Linked DNA regions of Homo sapiens: all the other regions are linked to region 1. A link is a loop called in an ENCODE intact Hi-C map of the cell type or tissue named here. Cell type or tissue: heart left ventricle. All regions are shown on one strand. Region 1 overlaps FLT1 (fms related receptor tyrosine kinase 1). Region 2 overlaps FLT1 (fms related receptor tyrosine kinase 1). Region 3 overlaps FLT1 (fms related receptor tyrosine kinase 1). Region 4 has its middle 23 kb from the start of MTUS2.

Region 1 (8,000 bases):
AGGAATGAATGAATCACTACTGGTAGGGTCCCAGGAGGAGGTGATGTGGGGGCCCTTCCCTCCAGATCCACCATGCAGATAGACCTTACCCAAGGGGGTAGGGACAGAGCTGTGCTTTATGATTAAGAGCTCCAGCATGTTGTCGCAGACCTTTCTTTCCGTATGGCAGGGTTAGGGCAGAGTAGATGTGTGATCATTGTTTGAGCCAGCAAGGTGCAAAGAGCTGTGCAAGCCAATGTTTTCCCCAGCTCTCAACAGAGGTAGCAGAGATGAAGGGTAGCTGGGGAAGACAATCTGCTAGGGGCGGAGGTGGTTAGAGAGGAGCTAAAGGCTGGGGAGGCCAGAAACAGTCGGAGGGACCTCGACACGGCCCCGCCTGCTTCTCCATCATCCCCGGATAACGTTTTATGAAGTTCTCTGTCGTGGCAACCTCATTCTGTTTGCCTCAACTTTGCATCTGTAAAACTGATCAGGTATAATGAGACAGCTTACCCTCATGTGCGGCCGTCAGCTCCGTGCAGCTGGGCGCCAGCATGGAAGCCCCTCTGAGGACGGTGGCTGGACCCCATGCGGGAGCCGAACTCTGCGGCATCTGCCGCCGTAGAGGGGACATAAAAAACTCTGGAAGCAACTTCCCGTTCTGGAACCTAGGGGGAAGATGAGATGCTGTTAGGATTTCTAGCGTGTTCCTCGTACTAAGAGAAAACCACTCCACCAGGACCAGCCCAACTTCTGCAAGGCACAAAAAAGAACTAGTGGCTTCTGGGCTCCCGGCATGCCCTGGGCAGCGGCTGGTGAAGCAGCTCCGGGGTCACTCCCCTTTGACCCAGAAGTGGTCCTTGCTTTGTGGGCTGCATGCCCAGCCCAGGCATGCAGTGGAAACGCAGGGCAGGAGAGAGGAGGCCTTCAGAGTGCAGCTGGACTTCCTTCCCAACCCTCTTGCTTCCTTCAGACCGGGGTCGGGTTGGCAAACCAAGGTCAGCCTGTGAGCTTAAAATGGTTTGACCTTTTTAAAGTTGGGGGAAAAAATAAAAAATAAAAATAATATTTCATGATATGAAATTGTATGAAATTCCAATCTCTGTGTTCATAGTTTTCTTGGAGCACAGTCATACTTGTTTGGTTGTTTCCAGGCTACAAAGGCAGAATTGAGTAGTAGCTCCTTGATCTGCAAAGCCTAAAATGCTTACTAGCTGGACCTTTACAAGAAGAGTTTGCCGATTCCTACTGTAGATCCTCTGGCAAGCCCCAAGGCAAATCGCGCAGACACTGCTGGCGAGAGACGGCCAGGTAGCCGTCTCTGTCGTGGTAGGGAGGGAGGAGCTGCTTAATAGTTCCAGGACTGGTGTGACAGTAACCAGAAGCCGCTCTACTCGCAAGGGTCTGGTTAAGAGGCAGGGAGGCTGGCTTTTGCCTCTCCCCTCCTCAAACGTATTTCTGTCCTTCTTCCAATCTTTTCTCTCTAATGCTTCTGCACTGCCCCTCACCTCCTTTTTTTTTTTTTTTTTTTTGTATTTCAATTGTATTCTTTAAACCCCTTCTTAGGTTAAACTGAAAAAGTCACCGTATTCATGGGCCTCTCATCCCTAAATCGCATCCCTTCGCCCCACTAATACAAAGGCTGGTTGGTTTGAGGTTTCTCAGGCAGGCTGAAGGCTGGCAAATGGCTGACTGGCTTGGTGTGGCTGAGCATGAGCATGTGCTGTTTTGGCTGCAGGGCCTCTGATGGTGATTGTTGAATACTGCAAATATGGAAATCTCTCCAACTACCTCAAGAGCAAACGTGACTTATTTTTTCTCAACAAGGTAAGGATTTCAAAAGTTGGAGGTTTTTAAAGATAGCAATGAGTTTTCATTTAGTCTGTAACAACATAAAGCAAGAGAAACCTGTATTGTGTTGTTAATGATTAAACTTAAAACTCAATCTCTGCTTCTTCTCCTTTTTTCATGTTTTTTCCCCTGATAATCTGTTACACTCTAGTGTGGATAGCACAGAGAATCATTTGATCCCTGTGTGCGTATGCAGCCATAATTGGAGAGTAAATCTACTAGCCACTTATCTAAATATCTAACAATAACTTTCTCTCTTTCTCCCCCTATATATGTGTGCATGTGTACATACACGCAAACATACATACACAAGTCACTTATTTCTTTAAGGAAGATAATAGTTAATATAATTGTCTCCATTTATTAGGTTAGATTTTGACTAAGGCTAAATCAACTGAGTGACTTGACAATCAGCAGTAGACCAATGATGTGGCCAGGGCCAAAAATCATTATCTTTCTTTTCCACTGCCCTTTCCCCTACTTCCTGACACCCTCACTACCCATGTCATCCCTACATATACTCTGAACCAGCCTTATTAAATAAAAGCTGTGTAGTAAAAGGAACATGTGGACCCAAGACCTAAGGGCAAACAAGGTTTAAAAGAGATTATTGGGCCAGGCACGGTGGCTTACGCCTGTAATCCCAGAACTTTGGGGGCTGAGGCAGGTGGATCTTGTGAGGTCAGGAGTTCGAAACCAGCCTGGCCAGCATGGTGAAAACCCGTCTCTACTAAAAATACAAAAATTAGCCAGGCGTGGTGGCCCGCGCCTGTAATCCCAGCTACTAGGGAGGCTGAGGCAGGAGAATCGCTTGAGCCTGGGAGGCTGAGGTTGCAGTGAGCCGAGATCAAGCCACTACACTCCAGCCTGGGCAACAGAGTGAGACTCCGTCTCAAAAAAAAAAAAAAAAAAAAAAAGAGAGAGAGAGATTATTGAATGGAGGAGAAATAATTTACTAAAACTTTGCCAGTGTGACATATGGCACCAATACTGTGTCCTTCTCTGAGCTGAAGAAGTCCAGGGGACAGTGATTCAACATTATTAACCAGTAATCAGCAACACTGGTGATGAACCCATGTAGTGTGGTGGTTAAACATTGAGACTCTGGAATCAGACTTCCTGGATTCAAATCCTGTCTCTACTTCTCATGAAATCTGGGAATGCAAATTACTCAACCTGTCTGTTTCAGTTCCCTCGTTTATTAAATGAAGCTTATAATAGAATCCAGCTGATGGGATTGTTGAGAGAATAAAAATCTCTCAGTCAAACATTCAATAAATGTTAATCATCACTGTCACCACCACTGTCATCATCATCATCAACATCATTGACCTACTAAGATAGAAAAATTGGGTGAGTCCAACTTCGTACCACTGATCTACATGGTGGATAAAATGTCTGAAATCCAAGAATGATGCCCATCTTTATAATGTGGGCAAGAATCTTCACACACAAATAAGAACCACTGGACAGCTGGCCAATTTTCTCATCCCTCAAACTTTGATCTAATTAAAGACAGAGATGTTCTACCGGACCGGCAATATATGCAAGAACATCATTTTCCCCAGGTTTAAGTCAGGTCCTCTAATAATAAGAACCTTTTTTTTTTTTTTTTTTTTTTGAGACAGAGTTTCTCTCTCTGTCAGTCAGGCTGGAGTGCAGTGGTGTGATCTCAGCTCACTGCAACCTCCGTTTCCTGGGTTCAAGTGATCCTCCTGCCTCTACCCTCCCAAGTAGCTGGGATTACAGGAGCCCGCCACAACGCCCAGCTAATTTTTGAATATTTTGGTAGAGACGGAGTTTCACCATGTTGGCCAGGCTGGTCAAACTCCTGACCTCAGGTGATCCGCCTGCCTCGGCCTCACAAAGTGCTGGGATTACAGGTGTGAGCCACCGTGCCCGGCCTAATAATTAGAATCTTGAAACTGAAAGGGATCTTTGTGATCAGTTGGTTCACACTCGCAGGCTGCAGATGCGTTCAGAGAAGTCAAGTGATTCGCTTAAGGACACACACCTACCATGAGGTGAAGTCAGAAGGTGAAAGAACTCAGCTCTCTTGACTCCTCCTCCACTGCCTTTTCTGTGCACCACACTAAATGAGGTGAAAAAAGCATAAGAAAAAGTGGAAAGTGGTGCCTTGGGCTGAGGGCAGTACAAATTCCCCTTAGTACTGAAATTTTGGACTGGCTTCAGGAAGAGCTAAGCCAGCAGAATACCCTAGGGACCTGGGCAGGATGGAACGTTTGGGTTTGTGCGTCCTTTGTTTTGAAGAGTTTGCTTCCTTCTCTGGCTATATTTAATGATTTGCCTCCCTGTGCAACTTGGTGGAGCTTAGTGTTTTTGTGGAAAATCCATGGCTGTCTTTCATATTTGGAAGATAAAGGTAAAGGAAAGGCAAAACCAAAAGGCTAAATTGAAAATGGAATACTTCATTTTCCAAATAAATTAACTGGGATCCTTAAATATGGTTTGTAATAAATTCACTATATTCTGCCAGAGTCCCAAGAGTTCAGTAAATTACCTTTATTTAACAAAAGTGGTACTGATAAGCAAAGCTGAATATACAATTGATTGGGAGTCAGGAAGGGAGTGAGAGAGCCTGAGTTTTGGTCCTTGGAGACATGCCTAGGCTGTGACTTTTGGGTGCCGTGGGGAAGAAGGCTGTCCAGGGAGAGTTTTCACATGCAGAGCCCTGAGTGAGCCTGTGGAGCATTTTTCTCCCCATGCTATTGCCAGCGCTTTCTCTGATGCCTTCTGTCCCACAAAGGATCTTGTGAAAAATAAAATTCCAGTCCCCAACTGAACAGAATCCAATATAACTGCATTGTGGAAACACAATAACAAATAGTGAAAGTCTTTACCTGCCCTCAGGTGGGTTACCTGCAATGGCAGTGGGTATTCACTCTGAGGCCTGCCTCCCTCTGCAACCCCGGAAGGTCTCTTTTCAGGGGCTGGGAACCTTGGTGCCCTTTTGGCTTTTAGACTAGGTTAGGGCTGTCCCTCCTGAAGCTTTCTCCCAGTGCTCTGCTTGCTCCCACTGTGCCCTCTAGTGGAGGGATCACTCTTGCTTTGTGACATTTCTAGAAAAGCCCAGGAAGGATGGGGTACGCGGGTTAATCCTAGAACTGCCACACCATGCAAATGGATCAAGGGACACCACTGAACTCCAGTCCCTCTCTGCTTCTGCCTCAGTATTGCTGTCTAGCAGAATCTAGGCTACAAACATGGTCTTGTTATAAAGCCACTGAAAGTGCTAGGTTTTAGAGTGTCATAGTTACTAGATGAATTACAAAAGGCAATAAAAATCTTTTCTGGTTTCCCATGAACACCCAGAACTGACAACTCCTTTCCTATGAATCATAAAATAATAGTATAATAGAGCTTTTCAGAAGAGGATAATTAAACTCAGAAAAGTAAGGTGACTTGCCCAAGATCGCATGATTAATGGAAGAGCCAAATGAACCAGGGCTTGGATGTGCAGTCCAGGGTGAAAGGCCATTGCTACCCTTGTTAGGATCAAACTGTATCTTTGTTTAAATGGAAGAGAAAAAAAGCAATGTCCATGTTCCCTCCTTCCCCAAAGAAACCTGAGAAATTGGTAACTATAGCCTTCTCTTATAACTCCTCCTAGGGATTACAGAGTGAAGCACCAAGCACACTGAGGATCCTTTCCTCTCAGTGATGTCATCCTTCACAAGATGGCGTGTGGCATGGAAAAGTGGTTAAGGGCACAGATGTGGGCATCGACCAATCCTGGGTTCAAGCTTTGCTTTTTTTTTTTTTTTTGAGATGGAGTTTTGCTCTCGTTGGCCAGGCTAGAGTGCAATGGCGTGATCTCGGCTCACTGCAACCTCCACCTCCTGGGTTCAAGCAATTCTCCTGCCTCAGCCTCCTGAGTAGCTGGGATTACAGGCATGCACCACCATGCCCGGCTAATTTTGTATTTTCAGTAGAGACGGGGTTTCTCCATATTGGTCAGGCTGATCTCAAACTCCCGACCTCACGTGATTCACCTGGCTCGGCCTCCCAAAGTGCTGGGATTACAGGCGTGAGCCACTGTGCCCGGCCAGCTTTGCTATTTATTAGCTGCATGTGAATTTGATTACTTTACTTCTCTGAACCTGTTTCTCCATGTATAAATAAGAACTACTTCGTAAAATTGTTGGAAACACTAAACAAGAAATGTACCTAAAGCTTTTAATATACCAGCTCACACAGAGTAAGCATTCAGTAAATACCCACCACTCTTAATTTTTTTTTTTTATCTGATCTAAGATGCTGTCTAGAAGCCCAGGCAAGAGCACAATAGACTCTGCAACTCCAGAGGTAGTCAGGCTCCTGGACACCGTAGGGCCCCTGTGCTAGTTCACGATCCATTTTGAGAAGTGAAACGCTCTCATTTCTCATCAGGCGATTGCCAGTTGAGGGACTGGTTTCCCACTGCTGTGCTGGAGCTCCTTTTCACCTGGGTCCTTTTCGGTCTCTTCAAAGGATGCAGCACTACACATGGAGCCTAAGAAAGAAAAAATGGAGCCAGGCCTGGAACAAGGCAAGAAACCAAGACTAGATAGCGTCACCAGCAGCGAAAGCTTTGCGAGCTCCGGCTTTCAGGAAGATAAAAGTCTGAGTGATGTTGAGGAAGAGGAGGGTAGGTATTAATTCCTTCCTGTCCTACGCGCTGAGATATTTTTACAACATACTATGCATCTCTGAAATTTTTTTCTTATTTATCACTCTAATAAACATCCGTGGGAGACTCGAATGGTAATGTCCTGAGGAGATAAGATTTGAATTAAGATAATTTACAGAGTTACTAATTTTGACAGGGAACTGTACCGTTTTCTCCCCTCAGGGATTTTCATCTTAATGGATCATCCCCCTGCCCCCATGCTTGGATAAAGTGGGCTGGAGGCCTGGAAAAATCTCTGGTGTTCATGTTGAAACTCAAATACTCTTAAAAATGAACTCTGATCTACTTGTTGGTTTGTTTTATGTTTTGCTAACATTGTTCCAATAAACTGGGATTTGGTGGGATAACAAGAGCCATTACAAACAGTTACGGTTCTAATGCTTTCCAGATTCTGACGGTTTCTACAAGGAGCCCATCACTATGGAAGATCTGATTTCTTACAGTTTTCAAGTGGCCAGAGGCATGGAGTTCCTGTCTTCCAGAAAGGTCAGTCTTGCTGTTTACTGTTTTTCTTCTCTGCCAGGGCTGGACACACACCTTTGCTATAAATTCATTTTTCCTAGTATTTGCTGATACCTATGTTCTTAAATGTAGAACAAACACCACTGCAAGTGCCTTAATTTGCCTTGATATGAGGAGTTTTGAGAATGAGGAGTCATGGATACCAGTGGATAGAACTTAATTCTGGGGAAAACTCACAGGTTTCAGACTAGACAAACCTGGCATCGGCTCTCCACAGTATCCTCTGGCATATTTTCAAATCTGGCCCAAATCTCAGAAGACATGACTTCATAGGAGAGCTACTATTAATATAGCCATATAGGGCCCTCCCACAAAACTGCAGCTGGAGAAAGATCTCATCTTGGCAGCTCAGGATAAAAGACTGTGGGGAAAGTTTGCCCACTGGTAAATCTTAGATAACCAGCTTCGCTGATCAAATAGTAGCCCAGTGGATTCAGACCATTTCTTGACTTTGAGGGCTTGGGGACCTGTATTTGTAGAGAGGCTCTTCATGTTTATGGTAACTCTGTGTGCACCGAGAGGTGCTCCCTTCACAGCATGTGAAATGGATTCCCAAATTAAGATAATGACACTGACAGGTGTAGGAAATTAGTTGGTTAGGTTAAGGAAATGCATTGATTATGCAACTGTTTTATTATAGTGCATTCATCGGGACCTGGCAGCGAGAAACATTCTTTTATCTGAGAACAACGTGGTGAAGATTTGTGATTTTGGCCTTGCCCGGGATATTTATAAGAACCCCGATTATGTGAGAAAAGGAGATGTAAGTCAGTTTGATGTTTATTTGACTCATGTGTGTCCTATCACTTTTAAACCACAGACTTGGTAAATATTTACACTTCCTCAGCTGTAGTCCCTGAAAACCATCATTGGCTTTCTGTGAAGACAAACAGTCCAGATGAGCGGCATCCCAGAGAGCCCTTGTGTAAGGCTCAGAAAGGCCACTGTCTCCTGCTTC
Region 2 (8,000 bases), 98 kb before region 1:
GCAAGGTAGGGACAGTCAGTTTTTTTACTAACTTTCAAATACTTTTTGACACCTGGAATTAAGATTTTTTAATGGACGCAGATGGGAATCTGCATGTGGGATGTACTGTATATTTGAGGCAAAGGCTCTCCCTGCCTTGGAAAAAGGTGGGCAACAGCTACTCTTCTTTCTTACTGAATATACCCTATCACTGGCTAACAATTTCATAATTTTTCTCTCTAGTTTACAGTTTTAGAAGCACAAGCACAAAACTAAGGTCCTCCCATGAGCTGTGACATGAGCTCAGGTTGGAACTCTGGTCTCCTGTTTCTCAACTGAAGATCCCTAGACTTTGGCAATACCACTATGTCAGTTGCATTAGCATTCCCATTTTTCATTTTGTATTCTTTGGTTATGATCCAAGTTCTTCCCAACACCAGTGATCACTATGTTTCCTACTTTTGGGCTTTGCTCTTCCATCTGTCTGAAATGCACCTCCACCCATTGCCTGCCTCCTAAGAGGGCTTTATTTATCAAACCCCATGGCTCAGCTCTTACGTCACCTTCTCTGTGAACTCTCCTCACTGCCTCATTCAGAATCACTTCTTCCCCCTCAGTATGAACAGCACTTTGTTCACGCCCTTGTTACATCACTCGATGCGCAAAGGTTTGTCTCTCTCTAAGCTAAGAGCTGATTGAGAGCACCCTTGTGTCTTTAGGCTGGGCCAAGGCTGGCACACAGTAGATACTTAGTGTATATTTGCTAAATGAATACATCCCTACCCTCTGCTAATTGTGCAGCATTTCCTTGCATCCTGTTGATGACTGAGCCTTGTTTGCTTTTTCCTCTTTTTGTTTAGTCTAGAGGGATGATACTAAGGATAGTTTATGGGAGCTAATTTGAAGAACAGGAATAGACTTGATAGGTGCAACAATAAGATATTATTGAAACTGCCCAAGGATTATCATTATGCCAAACTATTTTCCTTATTACTTTTAACTCCACTTGCAGAGTGTTCAGGAGGATTGTTATTCAAAAAAAAAAAAAAAAAAAGATTGACAGGAAAAGTAAACAAAGCATAATCCTAACATAAACAGATAGAAGTGGCTATTTGATTTTCTAGATTCTTCCCACAATTCCAACTCGTTTTGCTTAGGGTGTATTACTCTCAGAGTGGAAAGTTACTGGTGAGCTATGGAATTCCTGGGAAGTAGCTGTTTTCCACACATCTGATTTCTCATTTGACTGTCATTTTCTAAGAATAGAAATAGAGAAGACTTACAAATCTTAAATATCTTCTTTACCACTGTGAATGTTTAACACATAAGACAGTGAGATCTACTGAAATTCTATACTATTTTGCAAATTTGGGGTATGCATCAATATTTATCGACCCATCCGTTTAGGGTCTTGACATATGTGCCAACCTAACATGCAAATAAATAAAAAAAAAACTAAATAATTGAAGCTATTAGATTCGGATAAAAGTGTAGAGTTGAATTTTTCTGGAATAACAGAGCCTTTTCTAAATATATTTAAATTTTGTTTTGGCAATATTAAATCTAAAATTTCTATTCTATCTAGGATTAGAACTAGTAACTATGTTAGAAAATAACAATTATGGTGATAGAACATAATATTTATAAATTTGGGTTTAAGTGATGCTAATAAAATATGGTTTGGGGAATGAGGCCACCTCGAATGGAACTTTGTAAACATTAGCTTTCTTTCCAATTTCTTTGTGGTGTAAGGGATCTCTCTTCTGTGTGATGGAATAAGTTCGCCAAGGCCTGAAAACATGTCTTATTCCTTTCAGAATGGTCTCAAGACTCAGAGCATTACCTTAAATGTTTGTTGGCCATTTGAATTATTCTCTGTTCAAGGCATTTTTTTTCACTACTTACAAGACTGATCACAAATGGAAGTTTAAGGTTGCATATGCTTTATTTCTTTAATACGTTGCTGCTTGAAATTATCTGCCAAAAACGTACACATCTTTGATGTACAAGAATGACAGCTCGATGTACATTAGTCAGCAGGTACTAATTGAGTAGCCTACCTGTGTGAGGCCCAGATTTGGTGCTTGGTGGTTAAATCAGTACAGTTAACTTAGAGGTGTTTCAGAAATATATGTAGAAACTTTGTACACCAGAAAATAAACAGAACCACTCTTTCACCCTCTCAGAGAGATGAAGCTAAAATTTATAGATAAATGAAACCCTCTTTAATTACCAAAAGTTCTCAAATATGTCTTTATATAAACATATTTATATACACTTAGACTAACTTAGATTCAGTTGTAGACAGGAATTTTAGTAACACATGAGTAAGAAATGCTCCATTGCACTTATTTTGAGTTATATGGTAACATATTTGCATACTGGTGTCTATACATGATCATCAAAAGAGATTGGGTGACTAATATATGCACATTACTCTCAAATACGTAGAATAATTCCTGGCATTTAAATTTTAGGCTCTAGTGAAAGGGCGTATCTATGTATATCCACGGCCAAAGCATTCGCTTAGTTTGAGGACAGAATGTACTTGTTTAAGGAGCTCAAAACTATTAATTGGTTTAATATGGCCAGACAGTTAATGTATCTACTATAGAAAGAGGTTCAGACCTAACTCAAATTATTTAGTGTCTTAGAGTCTAATAAATATGTAAATATGTTAAGTTATTATAACTACCGATAGTTCAACTGAAAATGTCACCCTTTAAAAAAAAAGTAGTAAAATATGCTATGAAGGCGAGCTAAGTTTTGACTGAGTAATATTGTGGCTTTCGTTTTGCCTAGAATTTGTTCTTATAAAACATTAGGAATAAAAGAGAGGAGGGAAAGGATGATTACTTTTAAACTCATACAGGTAATGAACCAAGAAGAAATAAAGCAGAATCTTTCCCTTTTTAGTTTTTTTTTTAATTAAAAAAAGGAAAGTGGGGCCAGGTGCAGTGGCTCATACCTGTAATCCCAACACCTTGGGAGGCCAAGGCAGGAGGATCACCTGAGGTCGGGAGTTTGAGACCAGCCTGGGCAACATAATGAAACCCCGCCACTACTTAAAATACAAAAATTAGCCAGGAGCGGTGGCAGGCACCTATAATTCCAGCTGCTCAGGGACAATTGCTTGAACCTGGGAGGTGGAGGTTGCAATGAGCTGAGATCGCACCACTGCACTCCAGCCTGGGCAACAAGAGCGAAACTCCGCTTCAGAAAAAAAAGAAAAAGAAAGAAAAGAAAAGTGATAATAAAACTGTGATATCTCTTTTGAATATTAATAACACCAAAATAAGTTATCAACACTGAATAAGGTGGAATATTTTATTTTTCTCATCCTCAGCCAACAGGTAGACTTCTAAATAGATATTCCTAAACCTGCTCCCATGAGTCTGAGCAAAAAGCCAGAGAGCATCATAAGGATGTTAAGCATATAGTGCCTTCCACATGTCTATAGCTTGCAGCCTCTGCTCATATAAAGTAAAGATAATGATATACACTTCATAGAGAGACTATGAGGATCGAATGAGGTAATGTATTTAGAAAGTTACAGAGCACCACAGATTTGCAAGGTTGTAATCATTGCTAGCATTGGGGTACATTTCTTTAAATAAGACCTGAGAACCTTTAATGAACTTAAAGGATATTTCTGCCTACTATAGAGCTAGTTTGACAACAGTGAGCAGTTTTGCCAAACATTTCTAAGAAATGAATGCAAATTATGGAATGTAAAATGCAGTTTTGTTGTGCTTTAAGAATAGTAATTTAGTAGGTCTGGGGTGGAGGGTGGCTGTGGAATTCAGGAAAATATGACTTTTCAGAAGAAGAAAAATTAAGGAACTACAGAAGAGTTAGACAAAAGTAAAAGGAAGAGTAAATGGAAGGGTGTCATGAGGGAATGAAGTAATTCTCCCAGTTCGTGTGGCCTGCCCCATTCATTGGTTTCCTGTCATGAGAGGAAGTGGTTCTGCCCTGTGGGTTGGCTGAGGCTGGGGTGGGCTGACTGGGCATGTGGGGGAGCTGATGCCTGCTCAGCCAGTCCACTTTCAATTTCTAGAACTTCACGTTCCGCCTGCATTTTGAACAACTAAGTAGTACGAGTAAACCCCCCAAGGACTGAGCTCCGCTTGATCTTACAGTCCTCCATGAACTCTGCCAGAGTACTGATGCAGCCTCACAGGAGATACTATTTAGATAAGATTGTCCATGGCAAGGAGGTTGGTTGGTTTCTAAAGGAACAATAATAATACAGGACTGGAGGGAAGGGGACCTTCTCTGTGGAATGGAAAGGGTGGATTTCAGGAACCCAGGAGAGGATAGGGCAAGGACAGTCTTGGCATAATCAGTTTGTGCTGCAGATCACTGTTTTCTCAGGAAGAATCTAAGATGTTGAAAGTCTACTTTTCTTTACGTGTGCTTGAATACCAAGGAGACCCTCGGGTAGCTGACTGGACAATTGTGTGGCCTGAATGGGTCTTTGCGCTCATCTGTTCCCCACAAACGGGATGGTGGGGGGCTTCTGCTGATCTCCTTCCTGGTACTCTCATGAGCTCTGATCACCTCCTCCATGGGTGTCTAGAGTCCACCTGGTTGTTTCTGGATTGTCTTTTCTTCTTTCTAAAACAAAGATCTGTTTCTAAAATGTTGAATGTGTTTGGGTCTTTATTCTAGGGAGGTTCAATGCCTGCAGCCTTTGATTACTGCAGTTTTGTTTTGAGAGCACACATTCTTTAGATCACAGTCCAGTTTAATTCTCTCTCCCTATATAATTATCACAAATCATAGTTTCAAAGGAAGAAGTAACACTGATTGATTATAATAGACAGAGTTGTACCACGTACTAAGTTATTCCCCACTCATGGGAAAAAAACTTAGGTAACATCGGGTTCTTTGTGAAAAAACTCGTTTTCTTTATAAGCTATCTGTGATAACTAGTCAAAATATGTAGAGAAACATTTCTGTCTACATTGCATTAATATTGCTGACATCTTACAAAGCAACTTGGCACGTCACTGATATTCAATCTAAATATACTGTCAACCATCTGCTCATCACACAAATATTTATTAGGCACCAACCACGTGTAAAACATAAAGGTAATACCACTTGTCTTTAGCATTTATGTTTGCATTATACAAGATTAAACATATTTGGTGATTACTTATTGGATCTATATATGTATCTGTAAAATATCTACTACATCCTCCCAAGGATAGAGAATTGGGAATCAAGGAAGCAAGTTCTATTCTTGGCACCGTCCCTGACTTCTGTGTGACCTTGGCCAGTTCTTTAATCTGTGTTTCTATTTCCCCTTCTGTAAATGGCAATGGTCGTGCTTCCCCTTTCCTATCATACACAGCTATGAATGAGTTAACTTAGAAAATCACTGTAAATTATATTTTCTTCCTTCAAAAGGGCTTGAAAGTATTTCCCAGTGTTTGCACACTGATGTTTCCCTTCTGTTTCTTGTAAACTGTAAGGCAATTTGACCATTAACTCTGAGGATCGGTAACAAATTAACAGAAAATTTCAACTTATGAAAGTAGAATGGCTGTCAGAAAAGTCTTAAATGGAGGTACAAACTCTGTGATACAAAACTGACTCTGTGATTATAATGTTAATAAGGGCCCAGTAAGGAAAAAAAAAAGTGCAGCAGCTCCTCCACCATTGGGGCCAAGCCGTATTTTCCGCAGTGCCAACCTGGACCACCTTGCCAGCCTCGATCCAGCCCAAACAAATGAAGGCATGCTCATTCTCTGCCCAGTTAGCTCTAAAGCTTTGCCTGCTTTATTTGCTCTTCTGCAGATGAGTCCCTTCAGGGTGTGAAAAATGTTGGGTTCTCAACTCATGGAAGGTTGAGGGAGAACATTATTCTTTTGGCTTTCTTAGATAAAATGGGGGGTTTTCTAAGAAAAATCTAGTAGACATGCATGGACTCTCAAGGAACCGCTTGCAAAACTCTAAAAGTAGGTCAGGACTGGAGTCTAAAATAGTTACATGCTTTAGAAGTTAACTAGAAAATAATGTTTCCCGCCATTCTCAATGACAATGTGACATCTCATGTCTGAAACACTCTTCGTGTGCACCAGCAGTAGAGTACTATGGGGGGCTGGGGTGGATGGTGTCAAGAGAAAGCTGACCACTCTAAGAGTAAGGGTGGTTTACTGCCTTCCATCCGGGGATGGGGGGTGGGGTGGCCTACAATATCACAGAAAAGCAGAGGCATCTAGGAACTCTGAGAAGGGCTTCCGAGAGGGGCTTGCCTAATTGCATTTCTCTATTGTTTACGTCAGCAAATTGGCAAAGAAAGGAGGGCCTGAGTCATTAGGGATGTGTTAGGGATAGATCATTTGGGGGAAACATAGTTTGGCGCATCAGTGGGGTATGTAAAATTAACAGGACAGAAACAAGACAATTGTTAATGGTAGTTAATTAGAAATGTACTCAAAGACCCAAATTTAATTGACTGCCAACATGAATGTCTATTATTTTTATGCTGTAACAGTTTTATGTCCCATATTTTATTTTCCACCTACACAATGAAAGTTTTAACACTATAAAAATTGAAAAAGTCAACATTTCCTGGGGGCAAAATGTAGGTCAGATGTCTGAGGGAAGCTATAATTTAAGACCTCTTCTTTTGGAAATACGGTCACATACCTCATGTTTTAATATTGATCACATTCTTCCTAAGTACACATACAATTTGTATCCATCCATGTGTCTCAACATATATTCTATGCAGTGTGTGTCTGGGTATGCAGCCTCAATTCAGCCATGCTACAGAGAATTTTAATTTACCACAAACAAAACCTTGAATCAAAATGAGGACTTTAAAGAAGACCACTTGACCAAAGACCACTTTAGCAGGACTTTGAGCTTGAACAAACAGCCAAATAAAACTGGCCATCTTATACAGGAGGCTTTCATCACAAGCCAAAAGTGAATGTTCACTTACTAATGAGAAACTTCTTGCATTCTGTTATATAATTACTGGACGAGGAAGTGCATGCTGCTTAATGTGACTGTTCGGACAACAGCCCTTATTAATATTTCATACAAAGTCCTGAGAACAGAGCATGAGTTCTTTTGCCAAAGGCCCCTTTGCCACTTTTCTCTGCTTTGTGAGATTTTCCTCCTTTTCCCACTCTTCTTAGTAATACAGTGAATATGATGAATAATTGTTTCTAATGAGTTAACTGTCTCCTGTAATTGCTATCAAACATTTCATTATGTGTTTTAAATTAAACTAAAAGGCTGAGTCACAGGAAATCTATGCGGGATGTTTTTTGTTTTTTGTTTTGAGACGGAGTCTTGCTCTGTCGCCCAAGCTGGAGTGCAGTGGCACGATCTCGGCTCACTGCAACCTCCGCCTCCTGGGTTCAAGTGATTCTCCTGCCTCAGCCTCCCAAGTAGCTGGGACTACAGGCGCGTGCCACAACACCTGGCTAATTTTTTGTAATTTTAGTAGAGACGCGGTTTCGCCATGTTAGCGAGAATGGTCTCGATCCCCTGACCTCGTGATCCATCCGCCTCGGCCTCCCAAAGTGCTGGGATTACAGGCATGAGCCACCGCACCCGGCCGCTGGATGGTTTTTATAGTGATCTTTTCAGCAAGATTCAGTGTAGCTTCTCAGGTTACCAGAAGATAGTGACACAAAATTTGTGAAGATTCCTTAAGAAGATTGGCAGAACCTCTCAGATTGTCTTTGGCCAAATTTACAGATTTTTAAAAATTGAATGAGCATTTTTATTATTGAATCTAGAAACTAATGTCCTGACACAAGATCTTTAGGTGATAGATAAGTAGAACAAATCACTTATAAAACATGCACTTCTGCCTGGGGATCTACATTTTAGTATATCTTCACTGACTTGGTAGATTGTTTCTTAAAATATGGTATCTATGTGACTTTAATGTAAAATCAGTGCCCTTTTAGGTGACAAAGCAGAACCTGTTGGATTGATAAGATGGAAAGGGCATGATGGATTTAGACTCTGGCCCTGACAGTGCCTTT
Region 3 (8,000 bases), 78 kb before region 1:
AAACAATTAAAGAAAGTAGAAACTCTTAGCAAAAACAACTTCGGGTACCTTGTGCCTGTCTGCATGTGTGCAAATGTTTATGGGGCGCCGACGGCATGCTCGGGCCCTGCTTAGCTATGGGGACAGAGTGAATACGTCGATTTGTCCCCTGTCCTCCTGTAGCTGTTGGCCCAGCGGGGACTCAGAACCATTAAGTCAGCACTTAAAAGGTGGTGAGTACTCTGCAGGAGGACGTTACAGGGCCAGTACCCCTGCAGATGCGATAGTTTAACACTCTGGAGTTCCTTCTCAGCTCAAGGACCAGGGAGGAATAGTAACGGAACGTTTTTCTGACCACATTCCCTTCTGTCTTCCCCTTTTTCTCACTGACTTTAGCCTCTCATTTTCCTCTCACATAAGTCATTCCTGCTCTTGGCTGCTAAAGATGAACCACTCATTTTTTTCTGGAAATGAAGCTTGAAAATTTCACTTAGCCTATAATCCCAGCTACAGGCTGAAGCGGCAGGATTGCTTGAACCCAGAGGTTCGAGGCTGCAGTGACCTATGATTGCACCACTGCACATTAGCCTAGGTGACAGAGTGAGACCCTGTCTCTAATATTAATAATAATAATAATAATAATAATAATAAAATTCCTCTTGGTTTAAAAAATCTGTAGAATCTGCCCAAGACATGTGCAAATTAGAGACCAGCAAGCTTTCTGCTCAAAAAAATTCTAGTCCAGAAAGTCAGAATGCAAAATGGTGAAATGTTTAAAACAGAGAGAGAATTCATGGACCTCAAAGATAAATAACATCAACACCTTTATTTTATAATTAAACACTTGAGGCCTGAGAGCTTGAACAGTTCCCCAAAACTTGAGCAGAGAGAGACTGAATTTAATAACTGTTTCATGATGTTGATTTCCATATGCACTTAATTAGCCCTGGAAAAACTTAGCCATCCAACTGCATATTCTGATTAAAAGCCAGCCTTTTATAGATATAAAATGGTATGATTTCCTTGAGTTTTTTATTCATTAACATAACTTCATTTTTTCCGTGTTTGAATGTTACTTCCACTAAAAACTAAAATCTAGATACTAAATTTTCTAATTTATGCATTTTTATTTAATATTAACATTTACAACGAAAAGGATGTATGGTGACACACTAGTGTGGGGCTTTTTTCAAGTATCAGCCAAATATATTTGCTATTTTTAAGTTTTGAGGATGAATATAGGAAAAAATCTAAGGAAAAGAAGATCACACATAAAATTTGTGACTTTGTTATCTGAGGACTTACACCAAGTTTTCATTTCACCTGTCCCCATTGACTGAACCATGCTGTAAAGCCACATTGTGACAACTTTTTTTTTTAATAGGTGTGACTTTTGTTCCAATAATGAAGAGTCCTTTATCCTGGATGCTGACAGCAACATGGGAAACAGAATTGAGAGCATCACTCAGCGCATGGCAATAATAGAAGGAAAGAATAAGGTATTGTTTGTAAAAATGCGCACTGGGATATTTATTCCACAAATACACTCTCAGCTCCCAATTCTAGGTTTATTGGCACCAGAAGTAATTTAAATGTTCAAACAAAAATTCAGAGAGAAGAAAGACAATATCTGAGCTATGTCTTCATGGAGATACACACAGAGACTACTCAAGCTACCAGTTCCAACATAATGAGTACTCATTCCTAATGGTAGAGATGGCACTGTCCACTTGAACATCAAACTGGTCCACATTGGTGGTTCACAGTCCTGGCTGCCTATTAGAATACTCTACCAATTATTATTATATCCAAATCTCCGGAGTGCAGCCTAGGGCTCGTAAAATCTTCCCAGGTGATTCCAGTACCTAACGGGGATTGAGAATCACTGATGTACATAAAGTGGGATCCCAGTAAGCAAAAGCTAGTGCAAGACTTAGAGCTAAAACTGAATGTTTCTATTTTGTGAAATATCATGTATTTCCCTCTGTCTGCAAGAGCAAAGCCTGAGTTGAGGGGGATATGCAAACACACACAATCTATCAAGATTCCTTGACCTCATCAGCGCACTATTCATTTTATACTCCCCTAACCCCCACTGAAGCTTGGCAATAGCTAACAAGCCTGTCAGCTAGGCAAGTCTCAGTGGATCTCAGACCTAGTGGCTTTTTCCTGTTGAATTAGTAAAGAATACACTTAAAAATCTGCTATTGTCTGGCACAGGGATAGTGATTCTTTTCTTTTCTTTTTTTTTTTTTTTTTGAGATGGAGTCTCACTCTGTCACCCAGGCTGGAGTGCGATGGCGTGATCTCGGCTCACTGCAACCTCTGCCTCCTGGATTCAAGTGATTCTCCTGTCTCAGCCTCCCAAGTAGCTGGGATTACAGGCACCTGCCATCACACCTGGCTAATTTTTGTATTTTTAGTAGAGACAGGGTTTCACCATATTGGCCAGGTTGGTCTCAAACTCCTGACCTCAGGTGATCCACCTGCCTCGGCCTCCCAAAGTGCTGAGATTACAGGCGTGAGTCACTGCACCCAGCCATGATTCTTTTAAAAAGAAAAAACATATCAAGTATCCCCTTGCTGACATGTCTGTTTACATATATATTTCTTGATTTGGAGTAGAGACTGTTAATACAGATTCCACTGCCTGCTTGAGTGTGGGTATGCTTATGTCATCTATTCAGCCGTACACTTTGCACTTGAAGATGACAAAGTAGATGGCATCGTTCCTCATGTATGATTTAACAGTAACAACAAATAACATCTATAATTTTCATTATGTGAAACTTTTTGACATATGCTAATGTCACCATCATTCTTTGGCAGATGAGAGTGGTTATCTCTATTTTAAAGATAAAACAGGGAAGATAAGATGATTAACCCAAAGACAGCTTAAAAGTATAAATGAGAGACTCAAACCAAAGTCTTTCCTTTGCAAAACCTAATGCCCTTATAGCCAAGTAAGCCACTGTAGAAATTAGTCAGAGTGGCAATAGCTTATATGATAACACCAATAGTCTCTTATTAAACACTTAGGAAGTTTTTATAACTATAGCAGTAGCTGTAGGTGGTTTACAACTCTTTTTCTCTGACAGAAATAAGCAGTACTTTAAAACAGTCCGTGATGTATAGCTATTGATAAGAGAGCAGTTTAATGAAATACTTAGAGGAAGTTATATAAACTTGAAAGTTTAATTTGTTCTTTCTTTCTTTCTTTCTTTTTTTTTTTTTTGAGACAAAGAGTCTCACTCTGTTGCTCAGGCTGGAGTGCAGTGGCCCAATCTCAGCTCACGGCAACGTCTGCCTCCCGGGTTCAAGTGATTCCTGTGCCTCAGCCTCCCAAGTAGCTGGGATTACAGGCACACGCCATCACTCCTGGCTAAGTTTTGTATTTCTAGTAGAGACGGAGTTTCACCATGTTGGCCAGGCTGATCTAGAACTCCTGACCCTGTGATCCGCCTGCCTTGGCTTCCCAAAGTTCTGGGATTACAGGCATGAGCCACCACACCCGGCCTTCAGATATTTTTAATAAGGAAACTACCTCAGTTTATTAGCAGTGAACAGCAAATTAGTTGTCACAAAGTACTAGAAAAATGTCAAGATGCCATTCATTGGTTGTGTCAATTCATTTTGCTTTTTCCTGACCATGTCAGGAGGATGTACTGTTAACTGCCGGATATTAACACAAGAATTTATAAGCTTAATTTCAGTGGTAACTTCTAGTGCTATTTTGGTATCCTATCCACAAAAATATACAATAGGAAATGAAATGAAAAATGAGAAAGCTAGGTGAAGTTTCTGGCTAACCCAAACCATGAAGTGGCAACTTGACTCCATATATAATGTAAAAACCTATAAAAATCAGTGGAGGTGGAGTATCAAAACATGCCCATGATAAAAGAACGTCCCAAGATTTTCTCCATGAAGGTTTAAAACAAATTTATTGTCTGGTAATTTTACAGTTACGCAGAAGATTTTAAATATAGACCTCTGCACTTGTGCTACCCAACCTGCCATCAGGAGCCCTGGAGTCAAACTACGACACTTCCTCTCTGTATAACCACATACAAACCAGCTCACCTCTCTCAGCTTGAGTTCTTTCCTCCAAAAAAAACAGAACTAATGATACTTGCCTTAGCTAGTACTTCCTGTTACAAGGATGAAATGAAATAACATAATGAAGGCCAGACGCAGTGCCTCATGCCTGTAATCCCAACACTTTGGTAAGCCGATCACCTACCAAAGTGGCGGGCGGATCACCTGAGGTCAGGAGTTCAATACCAGCCTGGCCAATATGGCAAAACCCCGTCTCTACTAGCAATACAAAAATTAGCCGGGCGTAGTGGTAATCCCAGCTACTCGGAAGGCTGAGGCACAAGAATCGCTTGAACTCAGGAGGTGGAGGTTGCAGTGAGCCAACACTGTGCCACTGCACTCCAGCCTGGGTGACAGAGTGAGACTCTGTCTCAAAAAGTAAATAAATAAATAACATAACGTAACGTAACGTAAAGTAACATAACATAACATAATGAGAAAGCCCTATACAAGTACTACTTTAGTAAAGTGAATGTCATATGTACCCTTATGCAATTCCCTAAACTGATTGTGATCATATACAATGAAGACTTTGTTAAACAATTGTTTGCACTGAAAAAACTTTTAATACTCACACTAAACAAAGTCTCTCTCTCTATATATATAGATATATTTTATATCTATATATATGGTACATATCCCATTAGCAGTTGTAATTGTAATATATTAGACTTTAAATAAAATGATTGAGTTCATATCTTGAATTTAGGAGAATTTAGTAATTTTACTTTTAGCATCTACTAATATATCTTTTTGTGGGTGTGAAAAAATGTATCTGTCATATGATGGTGACAAAATGGAAGTTTTGCTGTTTCTGAATTATATGCAGTGCTTTTTCCTTCACAATTAAAACTGTTTTTATTTTCTATACATTTTTAGAAAGCAAATTAAAGTCCCAGCTTAGACTGCGGTGATCCCTTTATCCACCGTCACATGGTAGCCTGCCCAGCAATGCTACTCCACAGATCAGTGGGGCAGCGATCACACTCACGCTGGAGCACCTTGGATTTTTTTTCTTTGTTTTGTTGTATTTTTTTGTTTAACTTAAGGAAGGGTATAGAGGACAATAAAATTTAGTTTCCTTATTGGCGAGTTTTGGCCCAGATTTGTGAAAAGTGAGTCATCAACTGGAGTTGCTAGTAGCAAATGTGCACTTTCGTATTGTCTAAGTGGTGTTGCCAAACTGTTAGGTTTGTAGATATGGAGTAGGAAGTAGAAGGAACCCCGTGTTAGAAAAAACACACAGGAAATACGTTATCACAGCATTAATTCTGTAAGGTTGGAGAATCATTACCATTTTAATGTGTTAGCAATATTTCCATTGAAATCCTTCTGAGTGTACCTTGAGAAATGTGTCCTGTATGAGACAAATCCATGACAGGAGCAAGAATCCTAACCACAGAATTACAGCTTGTGTTTCAGTTCCCACACACACCCCAATTTTTTCTAAATCTCACGTTCTGTTTTCCCATCAGTTGGCTCAAATGTGCCACCCTGTGTTAATTTTAGATTCTTCCATGACCTTTACACATCTACTTTTATTTCTCAGTGAAACACTTGAAAGGAAGCTATATTAGAAACATCCCGAGATTAAAATCAGTGTTCCATATATAGATGTTTAAAAAACGAGTGCTGGAATTAGGCTGAATGACACATCAGCCCATCCATTCTATTCAGTGAGGTTCAAACAACATTGTAGTAACGAATTACTAATGCTTAGTGAAGGGGAAGGAAGGAAGGAACATGAAAAACTCCAAACTTACAGTACTTGCTGATAGTTTTATGAGCATTCCTGGGTCATACCAAAGAGCCTAGAGAATGGGCTTGAAGGATCTGTCTCTAACATGTAAATCCTTGAGGGCCAGGCCAGGCAACTGGAAGCACCACAAAAAGCAAAAGCAGTAAAAATGAAGAGTAGAAAGCATGAGTCCTTTAAGACTAATATAAAATTTGATAGTCTAATTTTATTTATTTATTTATTTATTTATGTATTTTGGCATGATCTCGGCTCACTGCAACCTCTGCTTCTCATGTTCAAGCGATTCTCCTGCCTCAACCTCCCAAGTAGCTGGGACTACAGGCGCCTGCCACCATGCCCAGCTAATTTTTGTATTTATAGTAGAGACAGGGTTTCGTCTTGTTAGCCAGGCTGATCTTGAACTCCTGACCTCAGGTGATCCACTCACCTCTGCCTTCCAAAGTGCTGGGATTACAGGCCTGAGCCGCCGCATCAGGCCTAATAGTCTAATTTTATTTCAGCACTTCTGCTTTTTTCTCTTCCTCAGTCCTCTTTCATTTATTTTCAATTGTGGAAAATGAAAACTAATTATAGCACTAATACAAGTAGATATCCTTAAGAATTTATTTTTGCATACCTTATAGAATAAATGATTATAATTTCAAACGCACAACTCAAATTCTTGGTTACTTTCTCTTTGAAAGTATTTAGTTGATATTGCATGCCCTAACTGTGATGCTATTTTCGTTTTTTTCCCTTAACACCATAGTATTTGGATATAAGGACTGAGGAACAGATTTTTTCCTTTATTCAGAAGACTCAGACATTGAAACTCACTGTCTCATGCAAAGCTGCCTTCTAGTCCAGCCAGACTACACTGATCTACAATTTGCACCTGAGCTCCTTTCTCTGGCCCTATAAAGTTTAAATTTTAATTGTCAAATAATTTTATTTTTAATGAGAAAATGTTTGAATTTATAATTTAAAAATATATCCCCTGAAAGAGAAGTACTCTAGAAATGAGATAAATTTTAATAAAACTGATCATAGGATATGTTTCACCTTATTTTTAACTTTTCTTCTTTAGTGATAACCATTGTATTTATCAAATATATTTTCAAACCACATAACAACAGTTGAAGAGCAGCTTGCAGCTTATGTAAAATGTCATCAGAGAAGCCAACTAGTATTTCTGTAAATAGTAGTAGTATTTAATTTATGTTACCCATCTCTGCGGATTAAAGGAAGTATTCTCAAGGAAAAATTCAATTAAAGGTGTAGACAGAATTTTGCCAATAGATCTGTGTTATTCAACTTAAAGAGTCTCAAGGCGAGAAGCAATCTGGTGTAGAGATTAGGAGCATAGGCGCGGAGGCAGACACACCTGAGCATAAATTCTGCCCAGGCCTGTCTGTGGTCCTTTGCATCTTTGGGTGAATCATCTAATCTCTCGGAACCTCAGTTGTCCTACCTGTAGAATAGGGTAATATACCCATCTCACAGGGTTTTGGGGAGGATTAAATGAGACAATTCCTGTAAAGTGCCTTGCATGCTGCCTGGTGCATTGTAAGGCATACATAAAGGTTCGCAGAAACAAAGAAATAATGTAAACTCCCATCAACGTTGTTTTCTGCTTCTATTTTAATAGAAGCTTTGGAGACATGATTTCTGGGGCAGGCTTGACTACGAGTAATGTGTCTTGTTTGGAAGGTGTCATTCACACAAAAGAAGAAAAATTCAATACATTTCTGTCTCCATCTTGTGACCCGGATTCATTTCACTTCGGGGCACCTCAGTTTTATTCTCTGATTATACATAAATTTGGACCTATTTGACTATTTGTTGGGGACTTGTAAAATGGCCACGGCCATTCCCAGGTTACCTACACAGGTCTTAAATGTGGCAAATGTATACATCTGACTTGATTTTCCCTTGCCACGAAACCCAGTTCTTGTTCTCGGTTGCTCTAAGTTCAATGAAATCAAAATCTTTTAAATAAAAACCCAAACATGACTCATAGATGCAGATAAATGCTGTCCATAATTTCAAACACTCCCAAGCCAACAGAAATGGGTTTTTCACTTACTTACTGAGCAACAATTAATCTGAGAATCTAAGTAAGTTTCTCCTGAGGCCCATTAGGATAAACACTTGAGAACTAACTTCATAAAAAAAACAGTGCTGG
Region 4 (8,000 bases), 470 kb before region 1:
CACCTTTATTTTAATCTCCGTTTAAAAGTCTTGCAAATCTGGTCAATAAAAATCATATCAAATTTCTTTTATCATTCATCATATTAATATAACATTGAAAAATACAGAGAAATTTATGTAACATATATGTAGGTTATAAAACAAAATAACACATGAACTCATGACCCAAGCCAAGGCCTGCATCCCTTAATGGGCTCCTCCTCTATCCCATTCCCTTCGCCTCCTCCTCCTCATGCCACCCCCCAACATAACCTTCATCCTGAATTTTAGGTCGATTCTTTCTGTCTTTTAAAATAATTTTATCACATATGTATGGATAACTGAATAATATCTTGTGATGTTTCTTTTTAGCTTTATAAAAACTGTATCATCCTTAATAAGGTTCTGCAACTTGCAATTTTTACTCAGTATAATGTTTCTAAGAGTCATCTATGTTGTAGCACACAATTGATGTCAACTCATTTTCTCTGCTATACAATAATCCATCATTTCCCTGATGGGTTGTTTCTAGTTTTGGTTAATATGAATCCATATGAACATCTCATAAAAGTCGCTTCGTGTATCAAAAAAGTATTCAAAATAATGCCAAACATTTTTCTAATGTGGCTGCACAATGTCCCGTCTCTCCAGCAATATAGATTTCCCATTTGTTCTCATCCTCTTCAAAACTTTATATGGTAAGAGTTGTTAAATTTTGGCAATCTAGTGGGTATAAAATATCTAACTGTGGTTCTACTTGGTATTTCCTTGATTACTAGTGAGACACAGCATCTCTTCTTATGGTTATATGCCATACATATTTTCTGTTTTGTGAAATACCAGTTCATTTCTTTTGCCTATTTTTCAATTGTGTGGTCATATATTACAGATTTATAGATCATTGCGTATGCACTATACTAATCCTTTGTTGGTGATATGTATTAAAATATGTTCTCCTGAGTGTGGCTTGACTTTAATTTTCTTTATGTCATTTTTTTTTTTTTTTTTTGAGACGGAGTCTCACTCTGTCACCCAGGCTGGAGTCCAGTGGTGCGATCTTGGCTCACTGCAACCTCTGCCTCCCAGGTTCAAGCGATTCTCCTGCCTCAGCCTCCTGAGTAGCTGGGATTACAGGTGCATGCCACCATGCCCGGCTAATTTTTGTATTTTTAGTAGAGACACAGCTTCACCATGTTGGTCAGGCTGGTCTTGAACTCCTAACCTCGTGATCCACTTGCCTCTGCCTCCCAAAGTGCTGGGATTACAGGCATGAGCCACCGTGCCCAGCCTATGTCATTTTTAAAGAAGTCTTCAAAATATAATACATATGAAAGCCCTAAAATTAATCCTATTTCTAATTGGAAAATGTTTAAATTGAAAACTCATTAAGATTATACAAGTAGTTGCCGTTTTAACTGACATGTTTGTTTTCATTTTTTTCTTTTTTCTTTTTTTTTTCTTTAGACAAGGTCTTGCTCTGTTACCCAGGCTGGAGTGCAGTGGAATAATCACAGCTCACTGTAGCCTTGAACTCCTGAGCTCAAGTGATCCTCCCACTTCAGCCTCCAGTGTAACCAGCAGACTTCATGCCCAGCTAATTTATTATTATTATTATTATTATTTTGTAGAGACAGTGTCTCACTTTGTTGCCCAGGCTGGTCTTGAACTCCTGGGGTCAAGTGATCCTCCTGCCTCAGCTTCCCAAAGTGTTGGGATTACAGGCATGAGCCGCTGCACCTGGCTTAAGTTTTTAATTAAATTAGCATGCCAATTCTTTTTTTTTTTTTTTTTTTTTTTTTTTTTTTTTTTTTTTTTTTTTTTTTGGTGATGGAGTCTCGCTCTGTCGCCCAGGCTGGAGTGCAGTGGCTCAGTCTTGGCTCACTGCAATCTCTGCCGCCCGGGTTCACGCCATTCTCCTGCCTCAGCCTCCCGAGTAGCTGGGACTACAGGTGCCTGCCACCACGCCGGGCTAATTTTTTTATATTTTTAGTAGAGACGGGGTTTCACCATGTTAGCCAGGATGGTCTCAATCTCCTGACCTCGTGATCTGCCCGCCTCAGCCTCCCAAAGTGCAACTATTCCAATTACATTGTGTTTAACCAAGTTGAAATTAAGCTTTCATTTGCTGCCCAATTTCTCTAGAGAATCTAAATTTACTAGAACCTCATAGTAATTCACATCTCTGTTACTTATTAGCCAAAATAATGAAGCTGCTTTCAAAAAAATTTACTATTTCCAGTTTCTAGATTATCTTATGAAATCTCTTGCCTGTACAATCTGGAATGGAAGAATATACACTTTGTTGTTAAAAGAACTAGAAACATGTCATGCAAATGGCTTCTCCATATTGAAGGTATGCTGGCATGGGTGAGTGTCCGTCAGGGGAGCCTTCCCCCATTCTCCCAGGTGGAATCTGTTGCTCTTCCTTCTGTAGTCCCGTAGCTGTGTGTGTGTAGAACTTGCATTGCAATGTACTTTTGTTTACATGTTTGTTCGTCCCCTTTGGCTGACCTCATGCCTTATTTATTTCCAGTTGTCTAATACCTATCTTGGTCCTTATCACATAGGAGATGCTCAATAAATATTGGCTGATTGATCAACTCATTGGATGGTTACACTGGTTGATGTTAAAGTGGGTGGCCTATTTGCTTAGCTTCTGTTCTCCAGAACAGTTAGACCAAGATCAATATATAATCCACTTCAACTGTTGTTGACATGGTCATTCTTTTTTTTTTTTTTTTTTTTCTGAGAGAGAGTCTTGCTCTGTAGCCCAGGCTGAAGTGCAGTGGTGTGATCTTGGCTCACTGCAACCTCCACCTCCCAGGTTCAAGTGATTCTCCTTCCTTAGCCTCCCGAGTAGCTGGAATTACAGGCACCCACCACCACACTTGGCTGACTTTTGTATTTTTGGTAGAGACAGGGTTTCGCCCTGTTGCCCAGGCTGGTCTTGAACTCCTGGGCTCAAGCAATCCGCCTGCCTTGGCCTCCCAAAGTGCTGGGATTACAGGCGTGAGTCACCACTCCTGGCCAAAATGGTCATTCTTTTATATCTCTCAATCTAGATAATTTTTGGAGGACCCAAACACCACATAGGAGATAAGAAAGGGGGAATTTTAAAGGATCATCCCCACTTCCTAAAGCTAAGTTATTCTAGCAATTTAATAAATTGGATTAGGGTAGGAAACATGGAGTCCAAGTCCAGCTCTTCCCCTGAACACCTGCTTAGGGCTTTAGTTCTCTACAAAACTAACCAGGGTTAGAATCATTCATTAGGCAACCACATTGCACAGTGGAAAAACAGGGGTTTTTGGAGTCAGGTGGATCTGGCATTGAGGGCAAAATATCAGTTTCTAGCTTAACAACCTAGGGCACATTATTTAAATTCACTGATTGTCAGTTTTCTACGGGAAATACAATATCTGCCTTGCAATGTTGCTAAATGAGACAAAATGTATGAAGCGCATGCCACTGTGCTTAGCACACAGTAGAGTCTAGACAGGGACTTCCGTGGTGTAAATCACACTCCTGTGCTTATACACAGAGGAAGCTCATCTTTCATCAGTTTTTTTTAGGCAGGGTCTCCCTGTGTTGCCCAGGCTGCAGTGCAGTGGCACAATCACAGCTCACTGCAGCCTTAATCTCAGTGGGCTCAGGTGATCCTCCCACTCACCCTCCTGAGTAGTTGGGACTACAGGCACACACTACCATGCCCAGCTAATTTTTGTATTTTTTTGTAGAGATGGAGTTTCACCATGTTTCCCAGGCTGGTCTCAAACTCCAGAGGTTCAAGTCATCCACTTGCCTCAGCCTCCCAAAATGCTGGGATCACAGGCATGAGCCACTGCCTGGCCATCTTTCAGTTTTTACTTATGCTTTACAATTTCTCTCTCTCTCTCTCTCTCTCTCTCTCTCACACACACACACACACACACACACACACACACACACAGAGTGAAATAGGGAAAAGACAGCAAAAGTCCACCAGGTTTAACAGAGTATTTTCCTATGGTTTTGGTACCATCATTGCCAGAAAAGAAAGGTTATCATAGAGTCCGTGATTTAATGGTTAAATATAAAATTCTTTATGCCTTAAAATCATTAAAGTACTATTTCTCAGGTAATTCTCCCTATGTCCAATAAAATTAAAAGTCACCACATGTTGAGAACTTGGAAATGGGAGTGATTACATTTTTTTTTTTTTTTTTTTTGAGACAGAGTCTCACTCTGTCGACAAGGCTGGAGTGCAGTGGTGCTGTCTTGGCTCACTGCAAGCTCCGCCTCCCGGGCTCATGCCATTCTCCTGCCTCAGCCTCCCGAGTAGCTGGGACTACAGGCGCCCACCACCACGCCTGGCTAATTTTTTTGTATTTTTAGTAGAGACGGTGTTTCACCGTGTTAGCCAGGATGGTCTCGATCTCCTGACCTCGTGATCCGCCCGCCTCAGCCTCCCAAAGTGTTGGGATTACAGGCGTGAGCCACCGCACCTGGCCTGATTACATTATTTAAGCCCTGAACAAAAGTACCATTAAGGTGTAGGCCCATTCCAATAACTTTTAAAGATTATGAAGAATACTTCACACACAGTAAGCAAGGTTATATGATGGCACAATTCAACAGTGGAACCAACTGCTCAACATGTTGTGTTTCTGCTGTACTTTACATGGTAGATCTGGATACTAAAGTTTGTGACTGCTTGGTTTTAAGCAAAAGTCACCTGCTTACAAGGTAATTCACTTTAGAACTGGCTATTCAAATCTGCAGCAGCCTTCAAAAGTGCAGATGGAGAAAACTGATGCTCAAACCATTGTCTCAAATTGGGTTTTGAAACTGGAATAGGGAGCATTTTCTTCACAGATTTTGAGGTAGAGCTAATTCCTGGTTTGCCCAGCAGAGGGCAACAGCCCCCACGGGAAAGTGCAAGAGTGTTCACCCGCTTTAAAAGCCATCTTCCCAGCTACTCGGGAGGCTGAGGCAGGAGAATGGCGTGAACCCGGGAGGCGGAGCTTGCAGTGAGCCGAGATCGCGCCACTGCGCTCTAGCCTGGGCGACAGAGGGAGACTCCGTCTCAAAAAAAAAAAAAAAAAAAGCCAACTTCACCGGAGGTCCACGGAGAGAAAGCGGCGGCCAAGGGGTGGGTGACATCATTCCTGGTCAAGAAGATCACCCAGGGACAAGCATAAAATGGAAATGCGGGTCCCTTGTTAAAAAAGAGAAAAAAAGCGTTTCTTCTGCAGTCTCTCTCAGTTGACCTGTCCAGATGTTTTGTTTGCTATTTAATGTCACACTCCCTCACGCACAGAGATGCTGGCAGGCTGGGGACAGACCCTTAGGGCACCAAGGGCCCGCCCTGTGGTTAGGCGTGCAGAGGGTCATGCCTGGCCCTGCCCCCACCCTGCCCTGCCCGTCTGGTGGAGGGCGGCAGGGGCACCGTGTCGGGCCTCTCAGGATGAAGGGCAGCAGCAGTTCTGAGCAGGAGCAGGAGCAGGAACAGGTGACCCAGACCCAAGTCCGCGAGGTGGGGAGGAGGCAGGAGGCAGGACCGCACAGGAGCCGAGCCTCCAGGCCCTGGGGAACAAGCCCCATTGTCCCGGACTTCACTTACAGAACAAAAGGAAGGATAACTGTGTTGAGAATTTCAAGATGGTGTCCATGGAGCCTTGAAGCCCAAGTTGGGGGGCCCCTAAGAGCGTGGGGCCCTGCCGGCGTACCTCGCCACACACCTGTCCAGAGGGTTGGTTACTCTCTGAGCCTAACCAACGCCAACCAGCTGGTACACCTAAGCCCAGACTGTGCTGTCACCTGCCTGCTTTCTAGTTCCTGGAAGAGAAGGGGTTGTTACACCCCGGGATGCTCACTACCATCAGGAACAGAATCTCCTCTCTGCCTGCTGGCTCTGGCTATATTGATCTCCACCACGTTCCTGGAACACCCAAGCTTGCTCTCCCATAGGGCCCTTAACTGTGTGCTTCCCTGGACTGCTCCTTCCCAGAGACTATGAGGACCCCTCCTTCCCTTCATTCAGATCAGGGACGCTTTCTCCAGCTAAAATAGCAACCCCCTCCAGGCACATCTCACCCTTTAACCAGCTTTATTTTTCCTCATATCGCATATCATCCGTTCCTGATGTCTTGTGTATTTATTTGATTGCTTTTGGTCTATCTGCTCTGACTGGACAGTCTGGCAAGGCACCTTAGCTCATGCCTGTAATCCCAGCATTTTGGGAGGCCAAGGCAAGAGGATCGCTTGAGGCCAGGAGTTCCAGATCAGCCTGGTCAACATAGCAAGATCTTGCCTCTACAAAAATACTACTACTACTAATAATAGACTGTCCATGGGAGCAGGATTTGTGGGGGAGTTTTTTTGTTCATGACTATCTGCAGCTCCTAGAACCACTGCTAGTATGTGTAAACACTCAAATGTTGAAGTGAGAATAAATGTCTTGATAACCTACTGGCTGATGGCAAGGTGCCTACTAATGAGACCAAGGAAGAACCAGGACAGGGTTGCTACCAAGCAGGACTTAAGTAAGTAAGTCACTGAGTGGCTGGTACAGGAAAGAACTCTTTACTTGTTTGCAGATTTGCCCTAATAAAGAATGCCAGCTTCACATAGTATCTTTATATTTCCCATCTCCTAAGCTGTGATATTTTTATAACACCCTTAGAGAGTGACTTAATCATGCCATTTACAGGTAAAATACAGAAAGCCCAGAGAAGTAAAGATCTTACAGAACGTCACACAGCTCATAGTGGCAGAGCCAAAACTACAAGACCCAAGGCTCTTTTGAGTTTTATCCTGTGCTGTTTTCAGAGATCATTCTTTTCTGAACATGTGGTCTGCAACCTGAGCTTGTAGTTTTATATTCAAGGTCAGGAGGCAGCAGAAGAGACCTACTGTCTCTAGCAACTCTACTTAGTGGCCCAAGACCTTGGGAGTTTACTCAGCTTGTTTCCAGAGATCAGTCCGCTTTGCTTTGGTTTCAGTTCAGGGTTAGCATATCAATAATTCTTTATTAATAAGGCCAAGCATATAATGTTTCTTAGCAGTTGCATATCGAATATGGAGAGAAAACATAGGGAGTGTACTATGTATTGTGAAACATTGCACCAGACAAGCATATTCTAAGCCATGTGATTCTAAGCATTTGCTTCCTAAATGATCGTTGATCTCTGGCCGCTGAAGAGTTCATTGTCTATCTGTGAACAAGTCACTTGTTCCAGCCCATTACCGCAGCTAATTAGCCACAACTACATTTCACGTAAGGGTTGCCTTTGTGTTGAACTTTAATATTCAGCAGGAGAATAGACACTGCATCCCTTTAATTGTGTTTTCCTAATTAAATTCCAAATTCTAATTGTTTCTTCCCCTTGAAATGAAGATCTTAGATTTTATCGTCAAGTTCCTATGCTCAAGTTTTATTTTAACTGTTTTTAAAACCTTGCCACAACTAAGTAACCAAGTAGACTTTGCACCACAGATAACTTTTGGATACATGATTATCTAATAGTAGATGTATAATGATTACAAAAGGGACAAGAATAATACACTTCAGGGTCACTAGACAAAATGAAATGTATCCTCTCCTTGTCATGAACCACTGTTTCTCATTTCCTAATCTCTAAAATGGAAGAAATTCCATCTGACTTTTATTGACTTAAAAGGAGATTAAGAAGATTAATTTAACACTGTTAGAAAAAACAAAAATATTATAGTATACATTTTGGCAAGCAAAAGTACCATGTTAATAATATTATTATTTACAACATAGTTGCTTTATAACAGATTGGTAAAAATGAGAGGATTTGTAGAACACAGAATTTTGAAACTAGGAGAGACTCCAAAGGCGATCTGGTTCAAATTCATTTTACAGAAGCATAAACAAAAATTCAGAAATAACAAATTTTCAGTTTGAAATACCTATTTTAAAGTAATTTCTACAATGAAGTCTTTGACATAATAAAATTCTATAATAAATTAAATTTAAAGAGGGAATGAAGCTTACTATTTAACTTATTTAGAAT

What was found. Hi-C counts contacts between places; a loop is a spot of excess contacts. Peaks named below come from ENCODE experiments on the same cell type or tissue, not always from the same donor. Only the 100,000 strongest peaks of a DNase experiment are listed, where the experiment ranks them.
Region 2: it touches region 1 in a loop (2.4-fold over the local background); 4 of 110 quality-filtered maps call a loop at or near these places.
Region 3: a loop joins it to region 1, with 2.9 times the contacts of the local background. A loop is called at or near these places in 8 of 110 quality-filtered maps.
Region 4: it touches region 1 in a loop (9-fold over the local background); 59 of 110 quality-filtered maps call a loop at or near these places.

Annotation. Positions count from the first base shown.
Region 1 is chr13:28,321,268-28,329,267 of GRCh38, reverse strand. FLT1 (fms related receptor tyrosine kinase 1) reads left to right here. Exons shown (of 30, transcript NM_002019.4): 20 at 1,718-1,806; 21 at 6,322-6,478; 22 at 6,909-7,006; 23 at 7,683-7,805. Among named protein-coding and RNA genes, the nearest start is that of FLT1, 170 kb to the left of the region's middle. RefSeq lists enhancers at 675-1,175, 5,840-7,039 and a silencer at 7,802-8,000. In heart left ventricle, a CTCF peak has its summit at 4,877 (motif pointing left); no DNase peak of the experiment used is centred here; H3K27ac peaks cover 1,016 bases.
Region 2 is chr13:28,419,164-28,427,163 of GRCh38, reverse strand. It overlaps FLT1 (fms related receptor tyrosine kinase 1), which reads left to right. Exons shown (of 30, transcript NM_002019.4): 10 at 1-5. Among named protein-coding and RNA genes, the nearest start is that of FLT1, 72 kb to the left of the region's middle. RefSeq lists an enhancer at 4,089-4,138. In heart left ventricle, no CTCF peak of the experiment used is centred here; a DNase peak (open chromatin) is centred at 3,973.
Region 3 is chr13:28,399,258-28,407,257 of GRCh38, reverse strand. It overlaps FLT1 (fms related receptor tyrosine kinase 1), which reads left to right. Exons shown (of 30, transcript NM_002019.4): 11 at 1,364-1,478. Among named protein-coding and RNA genes, the nearest start is that of FLT1, 92 kb to the left of the region's middle. In heart left ventricle, no CTCF peak of the experiment used is centred here; no DNase peak of the experiment used is centred here; H3K27ac peaks cover 894 bases.
Region 4 is chr13:28,793,710-28,801,709 of GRCh38, reverse strand. No RefSeq gene overlaps it. Among named protein-coding and RNA genes, the nearest start is that of MTUS2, 23 kb to the left of the region's middle. In heart left ventricle, a CTCF peak has its summit at 4,863 (motif pointing right); DNase peaks (open chromatin) are centred at 4,909 and 5,459; H3K4me3 peaks cover 370 bases.